Linked DNA regions of Mus musculus: regions 1 and 2 are each linked to region 3. The links are chromatin loops, found by intact Hi-C in ENCODE. Cell type or tissue: left cerebral cortex. All regions are shown on one strand.

Region 1 (8,000 bases), 58 kb after region 3:
ACCACCCACAGTAACCTCTGCATTTTTCTTTCTACCTTTTGTCACCTGGCCTATAGCCTGCCTGTTCCCTACGAAGCCGTGATCTTTGGCATCACCTTGTGATTGGTGTCTCCACACTAAACAGTATCCAATTGCTTGGGCAGTCACTCATCAAACAAACGCCTGATGGGCCATATCTGTTAGAATTGGCAGGTGGTTTTGGGCCGGCTGCTGCTCCCTGGCCCAGCTGTCACCAGCACAGGAAGGTAGTGTGGGTCCCTGACAGCACAGGAAGGTAGTGTGGGTCCCCTGACAGCACAGGAAGATAGTGTGTGGGTCCCCAGGATGTTGTGCCTAAGAAACAACAATGTTAGAGCTGAAAACACTGACAGTAAAGAGCAACTTAAAACCCCTGGCTGGGTATGCCAGACTGCATGAATTATGATCTGTACGGTTTTTATTAAAAAGAGCTAAGCAGATTGCTAGATGATTGATACATTATATCTGAGCTGTCACTTTTTTTAAAAAGCCATTAATACTTTTAGGCTGAAGTTCCTTCTCACTTTGAGTTACATTCATCTGAAATTCACCCAGGAGTATCAGGGAGATGGCTTTCTTCCCTTAAGATGTCAGAGAATGGTAAGGTCGATTTATAGAGAGTCACTGAATTGATAGGATTTAAATTTTTAATTATGTAAATTACTAAATTTTGTTATTTCTTTGTGGGAGGTAACATTCAAAATCTTGTTGGCGCTTCTCAAGCCCAGGTGTATAAAATCTACTCAAGGGCTGGACGTATTGTTAGGTGTGGTGGACCACGCCTTTAATCCCAGCACTCGGGAGGCAGAAGCAGGCAAGGACCCTGTGAGGTTGAGGCCAGCCAGTTCTAGGACATCTGGGCTACACAGTGAGAACCCTTCCCTCTAAGGAAGAGTTGGTTCTAAGAGAGCTCCTTTCCTTTCCTGGACAGGAACGGCATGCAGATAAACACACACCTCCTCCCTCTCCTCTCTAGTTCTAGCTCACTGTTGTGTTTTCTAAACTAATTTACATGTCAAATAAACACCATGATAAATACGAATACAGCATAGCATCACACGATACGATACGGGACATTACCGCTCGCTACCTCCCGCCCCCCATTTTCACCTCCAAGCTTCCACACAGATTTCCACCTCATTTAAGGTTGTATTCATGGCGTGGTTTTGTTTTTCTGATTCTTTTATCAGTTCTCAGTGCAACAGGTCATGGGCCTTTTCTATTTCTGCATGCACAGTGCTCACACATCTGTCCAGGAGCACCCTGATTCATGTTCTTACTGCAGCTTTGACTCCCTAATCGAAGCTTATCTTGGGGCAAAGGTATCTGAGTTTGCTGAGCGTATAACAAAGAAAGGTCAGACGTTTATTAAGCTGCTATGAATGCTTGACTTGGTCTTTGGGAATTTAGCTTAGCTCTGCCCACATTTACTCAGCATTATACCCCGTGAGGCACTAGGGATACGGAGTGAATTAACACACATTCTTAAACCAAAAACTATATGCTCTAGACAACCGGACAGCCAAGGGCACGCCCCCTAGACAACCCAGCAGCCAAGGACACGCCCCCTAGACAATCCAACAGCTAAGGACACGCCCCATGCGCCACAAACACTGCATATTTCCTTTGGCCGCCTTGTATTGTTGAGTGAGAAATGTGTGTTAGAGAAGACTCAGACAAGACTCCTGAGACACCGCTGGACCAACAGATGGAAAACCATTAGGGATGGTGTCGACAATCTGTGGGGATTTAGGGAAAACCCACAGTGAGCAGAGCTGTTAGGGACAATGGCACAGACATTCTCTGCAAATTTGAAAAGCTGTGAGCTCGCTGTCTCTAGTGAGTAAGAAGGCTGGTGGGAATGGCTGAGTGGTGAGGGCGGTCTGGTCCTGCTAGGAAGCTTCACTTAGACCTGACCCAGATGTCCTTGTGAGGTGGGGGAGCCATTTATGTGGAGAGAGCCATGAATGTGTTAGTTCTTCAGCAAGATCGCCCCCAGCTACACAGAGGGTATGAAAGGATATAAAACTAGAAAGCCTCCCATTTTAGAGGCTGCATTCTTGTGTGTGTGTGTGTGTGTGTGTGTGTGTGTGTGTGTGTGTGTGTGTAATAGACACAGCTTATTTATGAGAATTCTTTCTTTTCTGTTCAGTTAAGAAGTGCGTTTGGCTCCACATGTCAAACTTCAGTACATTATAAGCAGAAAGAAGGGTGCAGAGCATCTGAGGTCTGCTTGGGGAATTGTTCTTCTGTTCTTCTGACTTCTCTTTTCAGAAGCGAAACATTGGTAAAAATGACATAAAAACACTTGACAGTGAAAATGATTTTGTTTGTGATTTCTTCATTTCTTAACAGTCATAGAAGCCAGGGAGGAGAGTTCAGGTACTCGAACAGCTTGGGTCTTTCGCATGGCTCCATTCTCTGAAGAGGGTTAGCTAGCCAATGGGTTGGCTTGTTAAAAAGAGTGTTTTACATGCTGTTTAGCATGATGGTTAAGTTCTATGGCATCTGACTAGGCATGAGGTGCCCTGCTGCTTGGTAAAATGCATTTTGAGGTTGTTTGGATGGGATTCACACACGATGCAATAGACTGGGAAAGGCAGATTGGCTTTGCCAGTGTGTGTGTGTGTGTGTGTGTGTGTGTGTGTGTGTGTGTCCTCCAAACAACTGAAGACCTGGCTGGGACTAAAACCCTGAAGAGTGTGGATTAGGGGTGCGGATGCCTTGAATAGAAAGCCTCTTCCTGTCTTTGGCCCCAAATTCAAACCTTGGCCTTTCTTTGTCCTTTGACCTGCCAACTTTTGGACTGACCCCTGACCTGCCTGAATCTCTAGCTTGCCCCTGAGGACCCCTCTCCACAATGACACACAACAATTCACTGTGGACCTATTGTGCACTTTCCAGTAGATACAACAATCATGATTTTTGCCAGGGGGACTTTGAATCACTGAAAAGTAGACTTTCCAGGCAGGCCTGACTTATGAGCTGTGGTCACCTGAATCCCAGTATAGCTGAGAATACAGCCAAGACATGCATAGATGACAGTAAGGTACCATTGTGCAATGAGACATCAGGCTTAGACCTGCACAGGAGCTGGAAGAGAAACACTATTGATTGTGGGAGTTTCTGACTCCACTCCCCAAGACCAAGGAATGGCACCTGCATACAGCAGACAGCAGGGTTGCTGGTGCAGTCTTGGCTTTCCTTTTCTGATTAAAAAGAACTAGGATGAAGAAGAGAGGAGGGTAGAGCCTCTTTGGTAATGTGCAGCTGTTTAACATGAGCAGTTGGAGACAAAGCTGAGCAGCTGTGCACAGCTGTGTGGCTGGCACAGCCCGGTCTTTCTTGCTGTGCGGATGCTCTCACCTCCCACCTGCAGACTGCTTCACAGGCAGGCAAGCTTTCAGCCAGGATGGAATTCCCTCTTTGGCTCACAGCTAAAAGACACCCCTGCCCCAGTACTCTGCATGCAGAGATGGCAGGGGGGAGATCTTCTGCACAGTAGAGCATCAGCCGGTTGACTTTGCTTCTTGTGCAGATGACTCTGTGGACCTCCCTTGACTTTGGCTGAAAACGTATTTTCTCTTCACTTTTCAAATCCTCAAATGAACCATGATGATTGCTATGAACGTGTTGAAACCTCAGGATCTACTCCAGCCTCAGTTTCCCTGTCGGAGATTCGGGGACTTTTCTCATTGCCCCGATGAGAGTCAAGCACCCGATACAAAGCAAGCAGGTTGGTGGGTCAGAGGAAATCAGTCCACTGTGGAGGACAAGCCTGGTGACAGGGTGGCTTGGTCCAAGGTGCTAACAGGAAGCAGAGAAAAGGGGATTCCAGGGCTCGGCTGGCTTTCTCTATTTCCTTTTTCATTCAGTCTGGGACCCCTGGGCCATTGGATGGCGCTACCAAAATACAGGGTGGGTCTTTCTTCCCTCAGTTAAACTTCTCTGGAAACTCCCTGGCCGGTACACTCAGAAGTGTTGCCCCAGGAGTTTCCTCATCCAATCAAGTTGGTGATGGAAATGATCTATCACAGCGAGCACGGTGGGGCAGAGATCTTCAGGTGCTTCTGGTATGGGTGGATGTTGTAGTTTGAATGAAAATGGTTCCCATAGGCTCATGTATTTGAACGCTTAGGTACCAACTAGTGAACTGTTTAGGAAGGATTAGGAAGTATGCCTTTAGGGATGGGCTCAAAGCTTTAAAAGCCTGGGCCAGGCTCAAGGTCTCTCTCTTTCTGCTGTCTGTGGATCAGGATGTAAATTTCTAAGGTATTGCTCCAGCGCCACGCCTGTCTGCTTCCTATTATGATGATTGTGGTGGGCTTAGCTTGCTTAGAGCCCAGTTTTGATCCGCTACACGTCTCCTGGGTGAATGTGGCAGTTTGAATATGAAACGCTTTCCACGGGCTCCCAGGGTTAAATGCACCCAGGTGGTGGGAGCTATTTTGGGGAGCTTCTAGGAGAAGGAGCCTGGCTGGAAGAAGTAGGTCAGTCACTGGGGAACCGGACCCTCCACCTCTCTCAAGTCACAGCAATGTAGAAGTAACTAAAGCAGGGCTGGACCTGAATGATGCTCTCTTCTGCGAGTGTACTCATTGGCAGGTAATGTTTTCCTAATGCATGACCTAAGAAGCAGAAGTTTATAAACACCGGGCTTTCGAAAAGAAAATTTCATAAATCATCGCTGTCTAAATGTTTACCCACCAGCATATATACTACTAACTTTATGGAAGTATACATAGAGCCCAGGGTATTAGTGAACATGCCTTCAAACTCACACTGATACATCCTCTAGTAAAAGTGTAACTGGGATAATGTAGTCATTGGGATTTAATGAGTTTGTTTTCTTGGTGCATATGTGTGCGCCTGTAGTTAAGAGATAACTTCAACTGTCGCCCCTCTTGTGACATCCATGTTATTTTTTGACATAGGAACTTTCATTGGCTTGGAACTTGCCAATCATGCTAAAACGGCTATCCCAAGCCACAGGGCTCCTCCTGTCTCTGCAGCCCCAGTCTGGCTCACAAGAGCCTGTTACTGCCTCAGACATCTTTACACAGGTTCTGGAGGTAGACCTCAGGTCCTCATACTTGCATAGTGAAAGCTTTTACGTTTAAGTTGATAAAAAAATCATATAAGTGTTTCACCAATTACCAAACTGATGATTTAGACTAGAAAAAAGTAAAATCCCCTTATCTTTGTCTCCGGGGAAGTGTTAGGTTGATTTCTTTGGGCAATCAATGCCGACAGCTAGCATGCTACCCTCTGGGATTACTATATTTATGTGGCTTGTATTTTTTCTCAAAGATCAAAAAAAATCATGTACCTTTAACCACAGCAATTGTGACAGTGCGTATCGCTGCCTGCATGTTCTAATTCCATGATTGCATACATTTGCACAAATTATATAATAAGATGCAATTATGATAATTACAGAGGAATAGGCAACAATTGAAAAAAATTACAAAGTGCCCCTAAAATAACACTAAATTATAAGAAAACCAGCAGACAAACCAATACACAAAAGGAAAGTGTTTGAAGATGAACCCAACTGTAAACCAGCAAGCATCCCAGTGAGAAGTCGTTGACTGAGCACACTGATAGGCGTGCTACGGCAGGACAGACCCATCTAAGGATAAAGTATTTTCATTACCGTGTGAATGGTTAACACCGTGACTTTCCAAAACATATTATGACAAGAGAACCCTTCTCCTCGCTTATTTCTTATTGTTACTTCAAAGACAAGAGGAAGGATAATTACTACAGTCATAAAGCACAGACAACTCTATGGAATTTTAAGTAGGATGAGCTGGCTCCACTGTGATTTTCTTGTCTTTTTCCCTATCAGCACCGTCTCCAAGTGCATATCATGTTCAAGGATATATAGCCTGAGAATCTTTGTCTAATAATTTTCTTCTTAGGAAAATCACAGCCGTAAGACAAATGACGTGGCTCACACATTGGAGTCATCTATAAATTGTCGCGTGTTTTATTTACATCCCAATTTCTCACTTTGCTTTATATTTCAGACAAATGTCATTAATATAAAAATTGGGGAGCTTGTCTCTTTGGTTTCTTGTGCAGTTATTTTATTGAATCCGTGGCTACATCTTGGCAGACCATGACAATGAAAAATTAACACCCTGACAGGCTAGAATTCTTCACAAAGCAACTTAGATTCATCTCCACACTGTCCTTTTTCATAGTCCCTGCCTTTTCTAAGCACTGAGCTGAGTTTCTTATTTACTATATATGCAGTGTTACATGGTAAGCCCGTGTGCTGGGGCTTCCCATCAACATAACACCCACTTTACAGATATGGAAACTGACTCCTTATGGAGAGATATGCCAGAGGTTACAAAGTACTTGAGTCAAAATGTGAACCAGTCAACAGTTTTGTGACTTCAAGCAGTGCACAGGTTATGAGGCTGTGGAGGTACAAGGTCATGCAGCTCCAGAGGTGCAAAGATGGATGCAGCATGGCGGCAGCAGAGATGTCTTATAAGTAACAGAGACACAGACAGCCACGATCTGAACAGAAAGTTCTGAGATGCCTGAAGGTTTTTACCATGAGACCAGGGCAGCACCAGAGCCCTCTTAGGGTGGTCCCAAAGATGCTCTATGTATTTTATACCCTGGAAACAGAGTTTTAAAAAACACTGGGAAGTGATACTCCAAAGGCAGGGTGAATCAGATTCCTTGATTGTTCAGACTAACACATAATCACATACATATGCTTTCAGGTTTTCAGGGCAGTGATGCACGCGTGAAACCAAACGTACACTGATTAGATGATTAGTGGTAAAATGTATTTATTACAGCAGATGGTCATTAAGCATCGTCCCTGGGTCAGTCACTATGCAAGGCTGCGAGAGCGTGAGAATGAGTAACCAGGAAGTGCCTGCCTTTGTGCAAGTGCATACTCCTCCAAATAACCCAGCGGAGCATGTGCTGTATTGTGAAAGGAAGGCAAGGTGTTACACACACACACACACACACACACACACACACACACACACACGACAGCTCCAAGCACAATGGCCTAGAGAAAGGAAGACCTAAGGAGATGTTGTAGAGGATCAAGTGAAGAGGAAAGGCAAGAGCCTAGTGTCCGGTGCTAGAGAGGAAAATGCGGGCTATGGCCTAGACCCACCCTTTAGGGTGTGGTCAGACCTTATCACCAATCTCAGGAGTTAGGAGGCGGGGCCTGTGGAGCATGCGACAGGACTGATGCCTTCAAGAAAGAGCCTCACCTTTCTGCCATGAAATAAAACAGTGCCAGGAAAATCGTCTCCCAGGAAGAGGCTCCTTGCCACACATCACATGTGCAGGTAGGGGCCTTGACCTTGGACTTCTTGCGATTTATACCTGAGAAAAGGTACATTTCTGTTGTTTATAAACTACCCACTCAGCGGTGGTTTCTAACAAGCTCCTGTTGAAATTCAGTCTCCACTTTGAGATAGAAACGCCATCAAATTATGACGGTAAGAAGTGAGGCCTTTGAGAAGTAATCAGAACTGATTGACATCTATCGTCAAACTGCCTTCCAGATATTTATGTGAACATCTGTAGATCTGGGCTGTTCCAAACCTTGGTCAGAGAAGCTTCTTTTTGTATTGGGCAGTGATCACACAGAGACACAGTAGTGTTCCAAGTGCTGAGAAAAATAATGGCAGCAAGAGCTCAGCCACAGAGGGAACTTCAATACCTCCTCACTGGCCACGCCCACTGACCACGCCCCATCGTCCATCCCCCACTGACCATACCCACACTAACTACAATACACTGTCCACCGACCTACAGGGCCTGCCCCACTGTCCACACCCCCACCGGCCATGCTCCGTTGACTATGCCTCCACTGACACTGACTACGCCCCCTATGGCCATGGCCCCATAAAGCTTGTAGAAGATTGGAGAAGAGAGTTGAAGAATGTAAAAGCTGGACGGTGGAGACGAGTGCAGTGAATGCCATCCTCGTG
Region 2 (8,000 bases), 70 kb after region 3:
CAGGACCTGCTATAGACATCCTCATGCAGTCCCTTTAAGGGAAGTGGGGGTGCCTATGGGGCAGCTGAAGCTGTCAGCGTGATTGTGTTCTCCCATCTTTCCAGAGTCCCTAACACAGCCTTCTCTTTGCAAACACGGAATGACCCAAAGGCCTGTGCAATAGACTTGTGCTCTTCCCGTCGCCGGGCATCCATCCATCTTGCTCCAGTGATGAACATCACCTCCAGTGTGCTCATCGCCCACGTGCTCAGGAGAGACTCCTTCCCTGCCAGAGTCAGCCTGAGCCCAAGCCAATTAGGCTTGTGTTATCACAGCTGTTTTGTTGATGCCTAACTCCTGGTGGGTGCAACTCACCCATTAAACTGTTCTGCTAAGTAGATTTTAGCGAATTCAGAGACAGATAAAAATGTCGCCATAGTTAATTCTAGAACATGGCCACTACCTTAAGAAGACTCCGCTCATCTGTTAGCTGTCATTGGCCCATCTGCCCACTCTGGCCAAGCTTGAGCAAGCATGTACCAGAGTGGATACACCAGGAAAGTTCTAGATAAATGGAATTACACAATATAGGGTCTTTGTGACCATATTTAAAATTTTTACTTTAAAAACTTTTAAATTGTTTGTATGTATGTCTCCGTGGGCATGCGCACATAGATGCAGGTGTCTGAAAAGGCCAGTGGGTTTTCTTCACCCTGAAGCTGGAATTGCAGGCAGCTGTGAGCCATCTGATGGGGGCTCTTGGAGGGGTGAACTTGGGCCCACTGAAATAGCAGTACTTGCTCTTAACCGCCGAGTCACCTGTCTCCAGCCCATAACCACATTTTAAATTCAGAGTAATGATTTCATGGGTTTATGACATCAATTATTATTTCAGTCCACTCTGTGACCAAATTAGCATCCAAATGTACGGCTTCATCCATTCAAGAGTGGGCTGATGTAATGCAGCTCTAAATGAGTGCAGTAGTGTGTATACCTATCTATCTATGGATATATCTGTAAATTATATATTATGTATATCCATATATAATATACAGATATAAAGAAACATATGATATATAAATGTATAAAGAAACATATATATAATATATAAAGAAACATACAAATATAAAAAATATTTAAAAATACATATGTATATATGTTGGGGTATATTGTGTGAAGGTATATCTCTGTATATTGAATTATTTATTCTGTACTGGCAGAGCTAAGTGCTGGGAGGATCTTGGTTTTCTATTTCTGTGGCTCACGACTGTTTTCATAGTTTGTAAATATTTACTTTCCCTCATCGGCCTAGAAAGAATCTAGAATTCTGTATGATTGACTGTAGTGAAGATCTGATGGCCAATAGCTGGACGGGACATGAAAGACAGAACTTCTGGACAGAAAGAGGGACCCTGGGTCAAGACGAGACACGGCAGATTCACCAGTGGACACGGAGGTGAACAGGTGGACCAGCATGGAGCAGAGAGGCAGAGCTAGCGAGGTGGTGTGACGTAGTGCCAGGATCAGTCAGGTTATGCTAGAGAGCTGGCTGGGAGACTGTCCTAGCTAAAAGGCCTAAGCTTTAAAATATTAAAAAGCCTGTGTCATTATTTATATCTCTGGTGGGTCTGAGAAAGCCCATGTGTATGTATATGTATGTTTTTTCATTCAATATTCTTTCATTTTCCCCATCTCTTCCCAGATACTCATCACCCACCACCTTCTCACTACCAAACTTCATACTCTGTCTCTCCTTTTCCTTCTAACAGAAAACAAAAAATGGAACCAAAATAAAAAATAGTGAATGAAACCAAAACAAAAGAAAAAAAAAGCTCACAAAGACACAGGATATGTTTGGGTTGGCCAGCTACTCCTGGGCATGTGCCTGCCTTGTAATGAGGTTGATATACCCAGTGTCACTCCAGTGAGGGGGGGTGGAGTATCAATGTTCCAGTTCCCAGCAGATATCAACTGTATATAACTTCTCAGTGAGGACGGCACTCTCTCTTCCTCCCTTTCTTCATGCTGGGCTTTGCATGGTTTGAGTCTGTGCGTTCATGTGTGCGCTGCCACAGTGTCTGAGTTCATATGTGTATCAGTCCTGTTGTGTCTGGAAGGCTGTGTTTCCTCAGAGCCATCCATCACCTCTGGCTCTTCCAGTCTTCCTGCCTCCTGTTCTACATAAACCGCTGAGCTTTGAGGAGAGGGCTTTGAAGATATCCCATTCAGGGCTGAGTGCTTTAAAGTCTCTCACTCTCTGTACATTGTCTAGGTGTGGCTCTCTGTTACTTCCCGTGTACTGCAAGAAGATGCTTCTCTGATAAGGGCTGCTTGAAGGTACTAAATGCATGGCGATAGCAGTAGTTTTTCTAATGATACACTTTCTTCACACTGATAACTGCCTGGAGCCGAACATCTGGGACATTTAGTAACTGCGTATAACTCTGAGGAACTCCCAGACTTAAGGTCTCTGTTCCAGCCCTGTCCCGTCCCGGCTATGAGCAAGGGATACAGTTTCTTCACACCCTTGCCAGGACCATCAGAAGTGGTGTGAAGCCATACTGTACTGCCGTGGAGATTTGCATCTTTCTGACCATAAAGGATGCTACTCTTTTCTGGCATTAGCAGCCCACTTGTAGGTCCCTGTGGAGATGTAGGTCTCCTCCTTTGCCCGTTCTCAAGTCGCATCATCCCCGAGCACTTGTTACATCATCTAGATGCGAGTGCCTCACAAGATGAGTGCCTCACAACATTCGCAAATGTTCTCCTATTTCCTGGGTTTTCTCTTCACTTCTTTGATGGTGTCGTTTGAAGCATAGATGTTGTTAATTTGGACAAAAATTCCTTCATTTTGCCCCTTTGTTCCTCATCTTTTGGTTTGTTCTCATAGATAAGATTCCATTGCCAAGTTCACACAGATAGCTGTCTAAAAGAAACTGGTTTATATATTAATATGTCCATGTGTTTTACACTGATAACATTGCTCTGTTTTGAGTTGACAGAGCGTCCAGATAGGTTATGTTACACTGACTACTCAGTGCGGACAGGGTAACTCATTCTTCAGCAGATACTCTTGACGCCCTTGGGAAAGTCACATGACTATTTATACAGCAGACTCAATGCCATCTCCATGACATGTGTCTTTCCTTGTTGGAGTAACATATCTTGGTTACTGAAATCCTGACAACTGACACTAGTTTTGAAACTGGGAGGTTCTGACATGTGAAAGCCTCCAAGCTCACTCTTTGCAACGCTGTCTTAAGGAGGCCTAATCTCTTACCCTCCCATGTGAGCTTTGGTATCAACCTGTCAGTTTGTATGGAGAAGCAGAGGCCATCCTAGCAAGTACCAGACTGCATCTGTCCGTGGCTTTGGGGAGTGCTGCCTTCCTAACTCTATGAAATCTTCTGAGCCGTGAAATCGGCTGCTCTGACAGGTCTTCTGTTCCTTCTGCAATGATTTGTAGTCTTTCATTATGTAAGCTTCATTCTTTGATTTCACTCCTTCCAAAATGATTGTTTCTGTCTCTCTCTCTCTCTCTCTCTCTCTCTCTCTCTCCCTCCTCCCTCCTTCTTTCTCTTTCCCTCCCTCCCTCCTTCCTCCCTCCCTCCCTCCCTCCCTCCCTCCCTCCCTCCCTCCTTCCTTCCTTCCTTCCTTCCTTCCTTCCTTCCTTCCTTCCTTCCTTTTCCAGTGTGTTATAGGTGGAATCACTCCCTCCGTTTCATTTTCTGTTTCTTGCTGGAAGTGTAGAGAAATACAGCTGGATCCTGTGCATTGATCTTCTTTCCAGCAACCTTGCTGGGCTCATGTTCTGGCTCAGTAGAATTTAATGTGTTCCCAGAGGCTGTGGATGAAGGGTATGTGTCCTTCCCTTCCATTTTTAAGAAATATAACTACAATAAAGAGGGATCCTGGTTATTTTAGCATGTTATTTGGTGTTAGCTTCCTGGGGACAAGATGATGGTGGCCCCTGACACTGAGAACATTTGTAGCGACCAGGACAGACATTGGTCTACAACCTCAGATGGCTGTACCACTCTCTACAAAACAAAGCAACACGTGCAACAGCTGCTATTTAGTAACAGGCTCCATTTGGAAGCCCCCCTCTCCACGAACACACTCAAACTAATCTTACCCAAACTAAGGCAAGAAAGCAAAACTCACATCCATAGACAGTTCCAACATTCTAAAAAGACTCTAAATAGGATTTCAGTTGCTAAAGTAAGTGGAGGATTAAGAACCATGTTTACTAAAAGACCAAGAAAGCGGAGCTCTTGCGAGCAGAAACCTCACACAGAGCCAGCTCATCCCCAGGCCGTGCGGTCCCACGCCCTCCTGTCTCCGTTTATGTTATCAGCGGCTTCTGTGCGTGCCTTGGTTTGTCTTCACTTTCCAGGACACAGTTAACGACTTATAATGAAAGTGATAAAACGATACGTAGTGACTAAGAAAGACGCATTTTCGTAGCCAGACTCGAATTCTTCCACCCCAAAGGGAGCTTTACCCAACACTTGACATCAAATGGTACTCTGGGCAAAGATGGTCTCAGTGCTGCCCTCTGGTGGTAGATGTTGGGAGAAGGCATAGGCAGATGGCAGGAAGGTGCTTTTCAGCCCTATTTGGCAAAGTCCCAAGATACTGACCAGAGTGTGATGACATGCAACAGACAGCTTTTATCATGCTGAGTGTGGAGGGAGCAAAAAGTGTCATATAGACTCACGGTTTAGGAGCCTGGGACAGTGTGTGGCCCCGTTGATGGGAGATATGTGCTTCACCAGTAAGATTTTCATCAGAAACAGAGGTTGAGATTAATATCCTATGCAGACCCGTTCCAACTACCCATCTCCTCAAACTCTGAATTCTAAAATCCAACTTTTTCTCACTGAGACAACTGAGGGGGAAATCTAGAACTAGACTGGCCTCTGAGGAGGCTAATAACCATTAACTATAAATCTCATTTTATTTCCTGGAAGGCTGGCTCTCTGTGTAGACAGCACCACAGGACACTTTACAATTTCTTATCTGAGTTGAAGAATAGAAAATTACTGGCCTCTTGTGAGAACATCAACTTTTCACCTCGGAGCCCAACCCCTCCCATCTGGAAAACAGTTCCCGGAATGTTCTTGAGAAAAACATTTTCTGGAACAACCACAGAATGTTTCAACAGGCCAGATGTATTGCCAAACATAGGGCATGACTCTTTGGTTGAGTAAACTTGTGGTTGTTAAACTTCCCCTATTCCCTCCCCATTCCTCCTCCCAGTTTGTGGTTTTTGCCTTTAAAAGCTTGTGAAAAATTTGAGTCGGGGTCGAGACTCCTCTACCCTATGCAAAAGTGTACGAGTCTCGGCCCCAGCGCGCTGGCTTTTCCCCCGCTTTATTAAATAGCTTTGTGTGTACGCCATTTCGGTCTCCGTGTCTCTCTTGGGTCCGCGCCACATCCCGAGGCTTGAGTGAGGGCCTCCCTTCGGGGGTCTTTCAGAGTCACATACTAAAATAAGCCTCAGCAGATTATGTACGGCACCACAAAAAATTTGCTGACAATTATGCCGATGTGACTTTCTTTCTTTCTTTTTTTTAATCATTGAATTAGAAACTTTTTTTTTTTAAATCACTGTTTAGAAACAGGTACCTTTTTTTTTTTTTTTTTTTTTGAGAAAAAGTTAATTCTTAAAGTGTGAAAAGAGCAACCGAAATGATAATTTTCCAGTAAGTTTGTTCACTTTGGAAATCTGAGTGGACGCTTTCCTACTTTCACTTCGTTCAATTTGAATGTGTTCAAATGCTTTGACGAGGAATCATGGAAACTATGAAAGTTTTAGAAATAAATGAATAATTGGGTCCTTTTCATGGCAAACTTGAGAAATGCTTTCTTTCATGACAATATTTTTAAAATCTGGGCTGATTGAGAAATAAACATTTCCATCATGTTGTAACCTATGTGGTGTACGTACACAGATGTGTGCCCGTGCGCATGCGCGTGCGCGTGCGCGCGCGTACACACACACACACACACACACACACACACACACACACACACACACACAAGCAAGCGTGTGCATACACCTGCATTTGGTTCATGCATATATGAAGGCCAGAGGTCAACACTGAGCATGGCCCTTCTCATATGAGTTTTTGAGGCAGGTTCTCTCACTGAACCTGCAGGTTGCTGCTTTGGAAGGCTGGCAGGAGGCTTGCTGGACAGCTCCTTCCAGAGATGGACCTGTGCTCACCGACCCAGAGCTGGTTTCAGAGGTGGACCTGTAGGCTTGGAATTTTTCTTTCTTACGTGGGTGCTGAGAATGTGAGCTTATGCACCCAGGCTCGCACAGTAAGAACACTCTACCCACTGAGACATCCTCCAGCCCTAGCCTTTCCTGTCCATCTCTTCTAGCCTTTTGTGCCTCTTCTGTGTCTCAGTACACTACGTCCATCCTCCTCTGACGTGACACTGGAACCTGAGACCATCTGTTCCTCTTTCCTTCCTTTCCTTTCCTTCCCTTCCTGTTAACACACTTTTACTAAACTCTTCCTCCAGGCAAAGCTGTCTTTTGAACACTGGGCCTCTAAAGCTACACAATCCCTAGGGTAGACTACATTTTCTTTTCCATTGTGAGATTTCCTGTGCCTGCCAAAAGCCCAGGTATAAATTAAAGAGAGAATGCATAAATGATATTTAGAATGCAAACCCTTCCATCTAGGAACCGCGCACGCTTCGGGCGATGGTGATAAATCTGAATGCCCCGGCACAGGATGTTTGTTGTAGAGAACAAACAGGTTATGGTGAACAAGGGACACGCGCTAATTCATTCCGGGGGAACTGCCCATGAAGCAGCCAGCGGCATTTACTACCAAATTGCACATTAAATCCCCTCTCCTTTCTTTGCAAAACTGCACAGATTGAGGTTAAAAAAAAATAACGAGAGTGATTTGATTGTGCGTGCATGCCCACCATGTTTACTTTATGTTGCTTCCTTTGCTGCCTAAAGAGCTCTCTCCTGCATTTATTCTGTATGAGTTGCAAGTGGCGTTCCTTCTTAAGAAGCACAGGCAGCGTGTGTTCCTCAGACATGGCTTCTGTGCTCTGCCTCATGCTTGCAGGCTTCACAGAGGAATCACATCAATTCGGGTGGAATATTTCCTAGTCATTTTAGTGCAGGAAGGTGGACTGGCCATCATGTCCTCTCTGCAGTCATGAGGACTTGAGTTCAGTCCTCATATCTGATGGACAAGCCTTGGGCTCAGTGGTGCATGCTGGGATTGCCAGTGCTGAAGAGGCTTGGTAGCCAGACAACAGCCTCACCAAGCCGGACAGCTTCACCAAGCCAGACAGCTTCACCAAGCCAGACAGCCTCACCAAGCCAGACAGCCTCACCAAGCCAGACAGCCTCACCGATTCCATGAGCTGCAGGCCAATGGGAGCTCATGTCTCAAAGGGGACACAGGCTGGAGAGATAAGTCAGGGTTACCCCTGACTTGCTCCTTTTCCAGAGGACTGGGTTTGGGTCCTGGTGCCCACATCAGGTAGCTCTTGACTATCTAACTCCAGCTCAGGAGATCTGATGATGCACATCTCCATGCATACCTGCTCTGACTTGTACATACCCAGACCTATACATAAAAAGCAATACAGAATAATCTTAAAGATAACTGGGTGGATATCACCTGAGGAATAACACTCAAGGTTGGCCTCTGGCCTCCACACACACACACTCACATATATGCGCAAAATACAGTCACACATATGCACATTCACACACGCACCCACACAGACATGTATACTCCCATTGTCTGTCTGTCTGTCTATCATCCCATAATCATCAGAAGTGTGAGGAACACTTTTATTCTGTTCCTATTCACCAATGCATACAAAGATGAGCCTCCCATACCAGATTTATCCTCACTGAGTACAAGAAATAGTGAATAAATTTACTCTCTGAGTAAACAGACCATTTCTGTGACTAAGGTGGGAAACAGTCCCAAATATGGCTCTTTCTACAGCACATCTACCTGAAGGTGTTG
Region 3 (8,000 bases):
AAAGCCATGACCCACCCTGGGCCATGTCATTCTGAGTGGACTTGTGAATGCTGGGGCCACAGAAAAATTCTCACCTTCATGAATAGAGCGGCAAAGTCATTTTTGGAAAGAGAGTCAGTGACCAAATTAATTCTTTTATGGAGCTGTCGGGTTTGATTAAGTTGTTATACCACATTTTAAAACTCATTAGCAGGGTCTATCAGACCATTTTGTAAGTGAGGTTTTTTTTTTTCCCTAGCATCTTTATGTTTACTGTCCTGGAAGAGGTTTCTGGTGTCAATCAAAATAGATGACAATGTTAAACCCTTGGCTTCGTAACATAATTCAGTCCTGGGTGAACCCCGCTGTCTCTGTGATATATGACCTTGCAGGATGAGGCTGATTCGCCTGCTCTCTTCTCTGATAAGAGAAGTATATTTATAACCACACCGTGCTGCATATGTACTTCACACTGTGTGTTCCAAGCCGAGGTACTTTAATCATAAAGAGATTCTCCCTGTATTAGGTGTAAGTGAAAGAGAAAGTTTAAAAATAGTTCCTTTCTCTCATTCTCTCTTTTGACCAAGCCTTCCTCAAATAGGTTCTAAGTCAGCAAGCTTTTAGTGGGGGGAAAGTCACAATGGAAAACAGAAGGGATACAGCTCTCCTGCTCATGCCTAATGAAAGAAAGAGGAGACAATTGGAGGCATCTGCACAAAGCGGGCGTTCAAAGGGTGTCTCCCAGAACCGAAAGCTAACGAGCAACACAGTGGAGAGCTGCTTAGCCACGAGGAGCAAGGCCCGGAGAATTAGGCTTTACACGTTTCTCTAACCTTTAACAAATTCCTCAAGTGGAAATCTCAGAGATTTGCTAGGTAAGTCCTTACCACCATTATTGCTAGTAAAACAAGAAAAATATAAATAGGATTCAACCCTCATGTGGCCAAAGATTAGTGTAATGATAGTCTATATTTCTCACAGATTAATTAGAGAAAGCTGCAGAGAATTGTGATTTGGAGACAAGGGAGATGTGGTAATGTAAAGTGGGGTCCTGAGGAAGCAGTGTAAATGTAGGCGCATACGGTGTTCATTAGCAACCATTGAAAAAGCTTTGACATTTCCAATTCTTCTGTACAGAAGGTGGGGTAGTGAAGAAAAACTTCAGCATGGCTCATGCCTTTGAATTTGAAGCCGGCCAGACAAGTGACACAGAAGCAGATAAAGTGTCACAGAGGTAACAAGGAGCAGCTAGAGTTTGCAGGGCATCCTGAGGGAGTGACATTTGAGATGCTTCTTAAAAAGTGAGTGGGACAAGCCAGAGGAAAGAGGGCAGGGCGTGGCGCTTTGACAGGTCCTGGAAAGGGCTGAGGTGCCCACTACCTGTGGGTGAGTAAGGAGAGAGAGATGGTAATGCATATGCATTGCCAAGCTAAGACCTTAAAGCATGTGGATTGCCAAGGACATCCGGGAGGTTGCAACTGACAAGAGGCTAGTGGGTACCTAGAGAAGGCACACTTGCCTCAAAGCACTCAAATTAAACACAAGAACACCGTGAGGCAAACACAAGGGAGGTTTCAGACCTGGGTGCAGCAAACAAGAGAAAGATGGTGGGCGTTTTATTTATTTGGTTGCTCAGAAAAGAGGGTGACAGGGCCAGAATTGTATGCTGGGAAAGGCTAATGGGCTGCAGGAGAGGGTAAACGCACGAAGGTGGGGAGGACCTTGGAAGGCTCTTCAGTGTTCTTGGAAGACGATGCTAATAGGATGTGAGAGAGAAGGGCCAGAGGTAGAGAGAGCTCGGAGGCAAAGCTAAAAGGCATGGTGATTTACTTGAAAAACAGTCACTGGAACTCCAGATATTGGGACAGAGTATCAGGGAAGGAAGGCAGAGGTGACTTGTCTTCACTGTGTACTTGAGGCCACCCATGTAGGGTGTGAAGGGTGGTGATCTACCACTGGATAGCCCTGGGGAAAGTGACCCTGACACACTGCCAGGCATTGCTGGTCCCTTTCACTGCATGGGACACTAGGGGGGGGGAACTGCGAATAGCTTATTGTTGCTTCCTAAACAAAATATCCCTACTAAACATTTTGTTGTTAGAAAGCAATACTTAAGCCCACAGGATAAGACTGGGGTCAAGGGTTAGGGAACTTGCATGGTATTGGGGGCCTGGGGGCTCTATGAGAAGAATGAGCTAACAAAATGTGTACATTTAAGCCGTCTGTAAAGTTCCATCTGAAGATGTCCTGCAGACATCCAGATGTACAATCTAGGAGTCCAAGAGCTGGATTGGATTGTTACTAGAGAAGATGCAAACAATTAATGCTAATGGAATGAAAAAGGAAACTCTTCCCAGTGGAAAGAGCAAGAATACCAAGATTGAACTAAGAAATGGCACGTTGAAAATAAATATGGAGAGGGTCCTATAGTGGTGTGAGAATAGCAGAAGGCTATTCAGATAATGTCTTTCAGATAATGCTCAGTGGGTGTGAGTTTAAATAACCCAAGGTCCTAGCTTGCAAATACGGGTATTTGCCATGTGAGCATTGTCCTGTAGCTATTCTCAACCCCCGATTTCACCCTATCATGTACACATAGCTACAGACAGGAGTCTTTAAGATAACCTTATATTTGCTCCACACAAGTCAGTAGCCTGATTTCTATGAATGAAAAGCATCTCACAGGACTGGAGAGGTGGCCTAGTGAGGCAGAACTTGCTGTATATGCCTAGGAACCTGAGCACAGGTGTGACAACCTGAGTTCAAATCCCCAGATCCCCATAAAGCCAGACATGAAGGGTGAGCACTTATAATGACAGACAGCATCCCTCCCCTCAGCAAGATGGGAGGTGGAGACAGGGTCCACTCGGAACCTCAGGAAGTCTGGCATCTGGAACTGTCCTAAACAAGGTAGAAGTTGAGGACTGGCATCTGAGGTTGTCCTCTGACTTCAACAAGCATGCTGTGGAGTGTACATACTTGAAACATACACACACACACACACACACACACACACACACACACACATGGGTGGATTTAGAGGACCTTCCACACAGTTGTATTGTTAGGGGTCATCTTGGACAGCTTCTACAGGTCCTCTCTGCAGTCTCTTCCACATGTCCTAGAGGCAAGACCTTCATGGGTAGATCTAGTGTCTCTGCATGCCATATGGGTTTGAAATGGCTGGGACCAAGGTCACACCCTGGCTAGATCTGGGAAGCAAGAGCTGATTGTGGGGGTGGGAAGGGGGAGTTTCTTTTACTTTATCCCTGTAGGGGGCACAGTTCTTTTCTTAAAGTGCTGTCTCTAGACCAAGGCTGCTTTAAATCTTCTCACTGATGTGGGTAAAATGAAACAGAAATCAGAAAGGCCCAAAATGACTCACAAGACTTTCATGGGCTCCTTATAAAACCCAAGGTCCCTGGGGACTTTCCATAAGCAAGTCAATTGTTTAAGGAAAAAGGAAAGGAAGAAAAACAGCAAGAATGACTCTATCAATACCCAAACAGGCCTTAGGTAAGAAAAGTTTATATGGCCCTAGATGGTATATGGATATATGTATACAAATTAATCATCTACTGATGATAAATCCTAAAGAAGTTTATTTTAAACCAGTTCTTTAGCATTGATATAATTTTCCACTTACTAAAGATGAAAGCAAATTTGGATATTGATCAGATGGATCCACTTATTTATTTTTACATAAAGAAATCTTGGCTGAATGTTTTATCTTGAACATAGACCATATTCAATGTTTTTCAAAGCTGATCAATATTTTGATTTTATGTTCATCAGTGCCGAGAATGTTGCTTTGCATAGATCTATAGCATACAGGAGAGGAAGTATGTTTAGAGCCATTTCATAAATTTCTGGAAAAATTTTTCTAATCTGAAGCCAAAATTCACTGAATAATTTCTTATGAAATTCATCAGCAACTCAAACATCAATTTTAAAATAAAAATATTTTAACTCAATACAGTCCAAAGACATATTGATCTAGTACATGCTGAGAGGTGTGAGTTAGTAAATATTTGTCTTTTTTTTCCCCCCTGATTATGCCATCATGTGTCTGTAGAAGCAGAAATTTTTGCATGTTCAGTGAGCTATCACAGTTCGTGACATACAGGAGTTTGGAGTTTGAACAGTGTTTGTTGGTGTTATTGGGTAAGGCAAGGTAAACAGAGCAAATGCATGTTATGTATTCAGGACGTCAAGGGTGCAGTGATGTAGTGGGACACAGTACAGGAGGGCCTTCATTATGTATGCACTTGAACTTTGAATTTATTTCTGGTCTTTGCATCTTCAGAAACCTTGTGCTGTTGGCAATTTATCTTCATGACCTCCACATTCAGTCATGTGATTTTGGGTCTGTGACCCATAGTTTACCAAGCTGAGGTCTAGATAATAACCTGTGTGGCCCTGGCCATCCATCCCTACTCTTTGCCCCTTTCAGTCCTAAAAAGGGTAAAGGCTCCTTGCTATTTATAAACTTGAGCACTGAAATGTGCCTTGACTTCTTTCTCTGAGCCCTGAAAAGATGCTCATGTGCCCAGCAGCCCCTTTATTAAACTCTCTAATCATCTAAATTGAGTGTGCTGTCAGGCCGGTTTGCTGCCAGGAAGAGATTAGTTCAGACAATAATTTGTTGCCAGTGACCCATTTTCTACTGGCTGGCACTGACGAGGAGAGGGGCTGAGGAGCCTGATATCAGAAGAGGGGCGTGTCTGCCCAGGCACAGGTTGCTTTGCTTTGGAGTCTGCCATCCGCATGGAACCTCAGAGCTGGCACCGTGTCCTTCCCCTGAGCATCTCTCCTCAACCACTAAGCAGAGAACCACAGAGAGAGCAGGAAGCTGAGGAGCTGCACGGGTTTCTGACAGACGAAGGGACAGAACCTTGTGTGCCTAGATTTCCAGGTAACTGCTATATGAATTCATGCCCAGAACCATCCATTCTGTGGTGTAGGGGTTCTACAGATCTAGCTGTCACACCGGGAGCAATGCCTAGGCTGTAGGGACGGGATTCTCACATTGTCTCAGATTTGGACACCATAGAGGGCAGCTTCAGTGTCAAGAGAAACAGTGCTCAAGATAGAGAGGACAAGAAGCTCCTGGTATGTGCACATGGCCAGGAAATAAAGCCTTCTGCAGTCTTCTCCACCCAGAAGCCAGGCAAGCAGATGGGAAATAAGTCTGAACGCAAATTATAAAAGTGCCAGAGAGGGCTCAGCTATTCAAAACAACGGCTTTATGAAATTTGCAGGCAAATGGATGGACCTAGAAAATATCATCCTGAGTGACGTAACCCAGTCACAAAAGAACACACGTGGTATGCACTCACTGATAAGTGGATATTAGCCAAAAAGCTCAGAATGCCCAAGATACAATTTACAGCTCAAGAAGAAGGAAGGCCAAAGTGTCAGTTGTTTTTAAGGGGCAGAAGGGGATTGCAATCCCATAAGAAGAGCTGCAATATCAACTAACTGGGCCACTCAGCTCCCAGGGATTAAACCGCCAACCAAAGAGTGCACATGGAGGGACCCAGGGCTCCAGCTTCATATGAAGTAGAGGATGGCCTTATCTGGCATCAATGGGAGAGGAGGCCCTTGGCTCTGTGGGAGCTTGATGTCCCAGTGTAGGGAGATACTAGAGGGGTGGGGTGGGAGTGGGTGGCTGGGTGGAGACACCCTCATAGAGGCAAAGGGGAGGGGGACAAGGGGGATGGGATTGGGGTTTTTTGGAGGGGTAGCTAGAAAAGGGTGGTACTATTTAAAATGTAAACAAATAACATGATTAATAAAAAAGAGATTTTTTTTTTCCTGAAGCAATTGAGCTAACTGAGAGGAGGCAGAGAGAGCGCAGGATCTGAGTGGTAGGAGATCAGAGTTCCTATGCCACAAACTGTCCCTTTCTGAAGGCAAAAGCTATTTCCTGAGAAGGATCGCTGTGTCTACAACTCTAAACAGGCCACTCTATTGCACCAAGGGCACAGGAGGAGGAGGAGGAGGAGGAGGAGGAGGAGGGGGAGGAGGAGGAGGAGGAGGAGGAGGAGGAGGGGAGGAGGAGGAGGAAAAGGAAGAGGAAGAGAAGAAAGCAGGCCAGATTTAATTAACCAACTGTAGCCTTCCTAAGATATCACCACTAGAGAGATGCAGCTTGGGAAGAAAGCTTTTGGCATGAGTTTTTGACAGTGGAATAAACCAAGGGTATTCACTCCTGGCTGAAGTTCCACAGCAATGGAAGAAGGGAGTTTGAGGCAGGGGCAGGGACAGGAGTAGGGGTGGGACCAGCTGACCTGGTACAGAGAAGCTGTACCAGGGAGAGAACAGAAGCCATGAGCAGACTAGGAGAGGAAGAATCATAACCAGGAGCCAACAGCTTGGAACCCACAAGACTCTCAGAGGACAGGAATGAACGTTGACGAAATGAAATGAATCAGAAAGGTCCAGCATGACTACGCAAGACCGTCTCTAATTCCTTACATAAGCCAAAGTCTCAGGGGGCTCTCCATAAGCAAGTTAATTGTTTGAGGAAAAAGGGAAGAAAGAAAAGCATCAATAATGACACTATCAAAACCCCAACAGGCCTCATGATTTTGCAGCTAACACTAAGTGTTTGATGTGAGGCTAGAGAGGCAGTTTTGCATCTAGAAGCACTTGCCATTCTTGCAAAGGCATGAGTTTGATTCCCAGCACCTAGGACAGGCAGCTCACGATTGTCTGGAATTCCAGTTCCAGGGGTCTGACATCTCCTCTGGCTTCTATGGGTACCTACACTCATGTTCATATAACCCTACACGGACCCACAAATAAAAATAATATAAATATGGTTAACAACAATAGACAGATCACAAGAGAAGGAGGTTGGTGATAAGAAATTTATTTATATTAAAACTTTTCTTTAAGACTACAAACAACAGGACACATTTTAGTAATTTCTGTAGTGATTTCAATAAGGACCCCCACAGGCCCAAATATTTGAATACTTAGTTACCAGGGAGTTGCATTTTTCAAAAGGATTAAGAGACATGACCTTGTTGGAGGGAATGTGTCACTAGAGTGAGCCTTGAGGTTTCAAAATCTCATGCCAAGCCCAGAGTCAGTCTGTCTGTCTGCCTGCCTGCCTGTCTCTGTATCTCTGTGTCTCTGTGTCTCTGTCTCTGTCTCTCTCTGTCTCTCCGTCTCTCTCTCTCTCTGCCTATAAATCAGGATGTCAGGATATAGAACTCTTAGCTCCTTTTCCAGCACCATGTCTGCCTGTGTGCTGCTATGTTCCCACAATGATGACAGTGGACTAAGCCTCTGAAACTGTAAGCAAGCTCCCATTAAATTCTTTATTTTATAAGAGTTGCCATGGTCTTGGTATCTCTTCAAAGCAATAGAACAGTGCCTAAGACAGTTGTTTTTTGTTGAAATAAATAAGGAACAAAATTCAGTCAACCAAAAATTTAGGCAAAGATTGAAGGAATTATACATTTAATAATTCTGTTAAAACTAGAAGAAACATGGATTAAAAATAGTTACAGCTTGTGATGATTAACTTCAGTTATCACACTGAAGAGACATTGGGGGGCCTCTTGGCACACCTTTAGGGGATTATCTTTTTTTTTTTTTTTTTTACTTTCTCACCCTTCCAATGTTTTCTTTTTTCTTTTTATTAGATATTTTCTTTATTTACATTTCAAATGTTATCCCCTTTCCTGGTTTCCCGTCCGAAAACCCCCTATCCCCTTCCCCTCCCCCCTGTTCACCAACCCACCCACTCCCACTTCCTGGCCCTGGCATTCCCCTATACTGGGGCATAGAACCTTTACAGGACCAAGGGCCTCTCCTCCCATTGATGACTGACTAGGCCATCCTCTGCTACATATGTAGATAGAGGCATGAATCCCACCATGTGCTTTCTTTGGTTAATGGTTTAGTCCCAGGGAGCTAGGGGATTATCTTGATTGGGTTAGCCAAGGTAGGAAGACCTCCTCACTGTGGGTGGCACCATTCCCTAGGCTGGGATCCTGGACTACATG

Evidence for each region. Hi-C counts contacts between places; a loop is a spot of excess contacts. Peaks named below come from ENCODE experiments on the same cell type or tissue, not always from the same donor. Only the 100,000 strongest peaks of a DNase experiment are listed, where the experiment ranks them.
Region 1: a loop joins it to region 3, with 2.1 times the contacts of the local background. A loop is called at or near these places in 3 of 42 quality-filtered maps.
Region 2: a loop joins it to region 3, with 2.1 times the contacts of the local background. A loop is called at or near these places in 4 of 42 quality-filtered maps.

Annotation. Positions count from the first base shown.
Region 1 is chr3:152,941,607-152,949,606 of GRCm38, forward strand. All of the region lies in intron 2 of St6galnac5 (ST6 (alpha-N-acetyl-neuraminyl-2,3-beta-galactosyl-1,3)-N-acetylgalactosaminide alpha-2,6-sialyltransferase 5), which reads right to left. All of the region lies in intron 2 of Gm46830 (a long non-coding RNA gene), which reads left to right. Among named protein-coding and RNA genes, the nearest start is that of St6galnac5, 37 kb to the right of the region's middle. In left cerebral cortex, no CTCF peak of the experiment used is centred here; a DNase peak (open chromatin) is centred at 3,372.
Region 2 is chr3:152,953,988-152,961,987 of GRCm38, forward strand. The region is part of intron 2 of St6galnac5 (ST6 (alpha-N-acetyl-neuraminyl-2,3-beta-galactosyl-1,3)-N-acetylgalactosaminide alpha-2,6-sialyltransferase 5); the gene reads right to left. All of the region lies in intron 2 of Gm46830 (a long non-coding RNA gene), which reads left to right. Among named protein-coding and RNA genes, the nearest start is that of St6galnac5, 24 kb to the right of the region's middle. In left cerebral cortex, a CTCF peak has its summit at 4,561 (motif pointing left); a DNase peak (open chromatin) is centred at 4,532.
Region 3 is chr3:152,883,615-152,891,614 of GRCm38, forward strand. The region is part of intron 2 of St6galnac5 (ST6 (alpha-N-acetyl-neuraminyl-2,3-beta-galactosyl-1,3)-N-acetylgalactosaminide alpha-2,6-sialyltransferase 5); the gene reads right to left. Among named protein-coding and RNA genes, the nearest start is that of Gm46830, 12 kb to the right of the region's middle. In left cerebral cortex, no CTCF peak of the experiment used is centred here; a DNase peak (open chromatin) is centred at 4,788.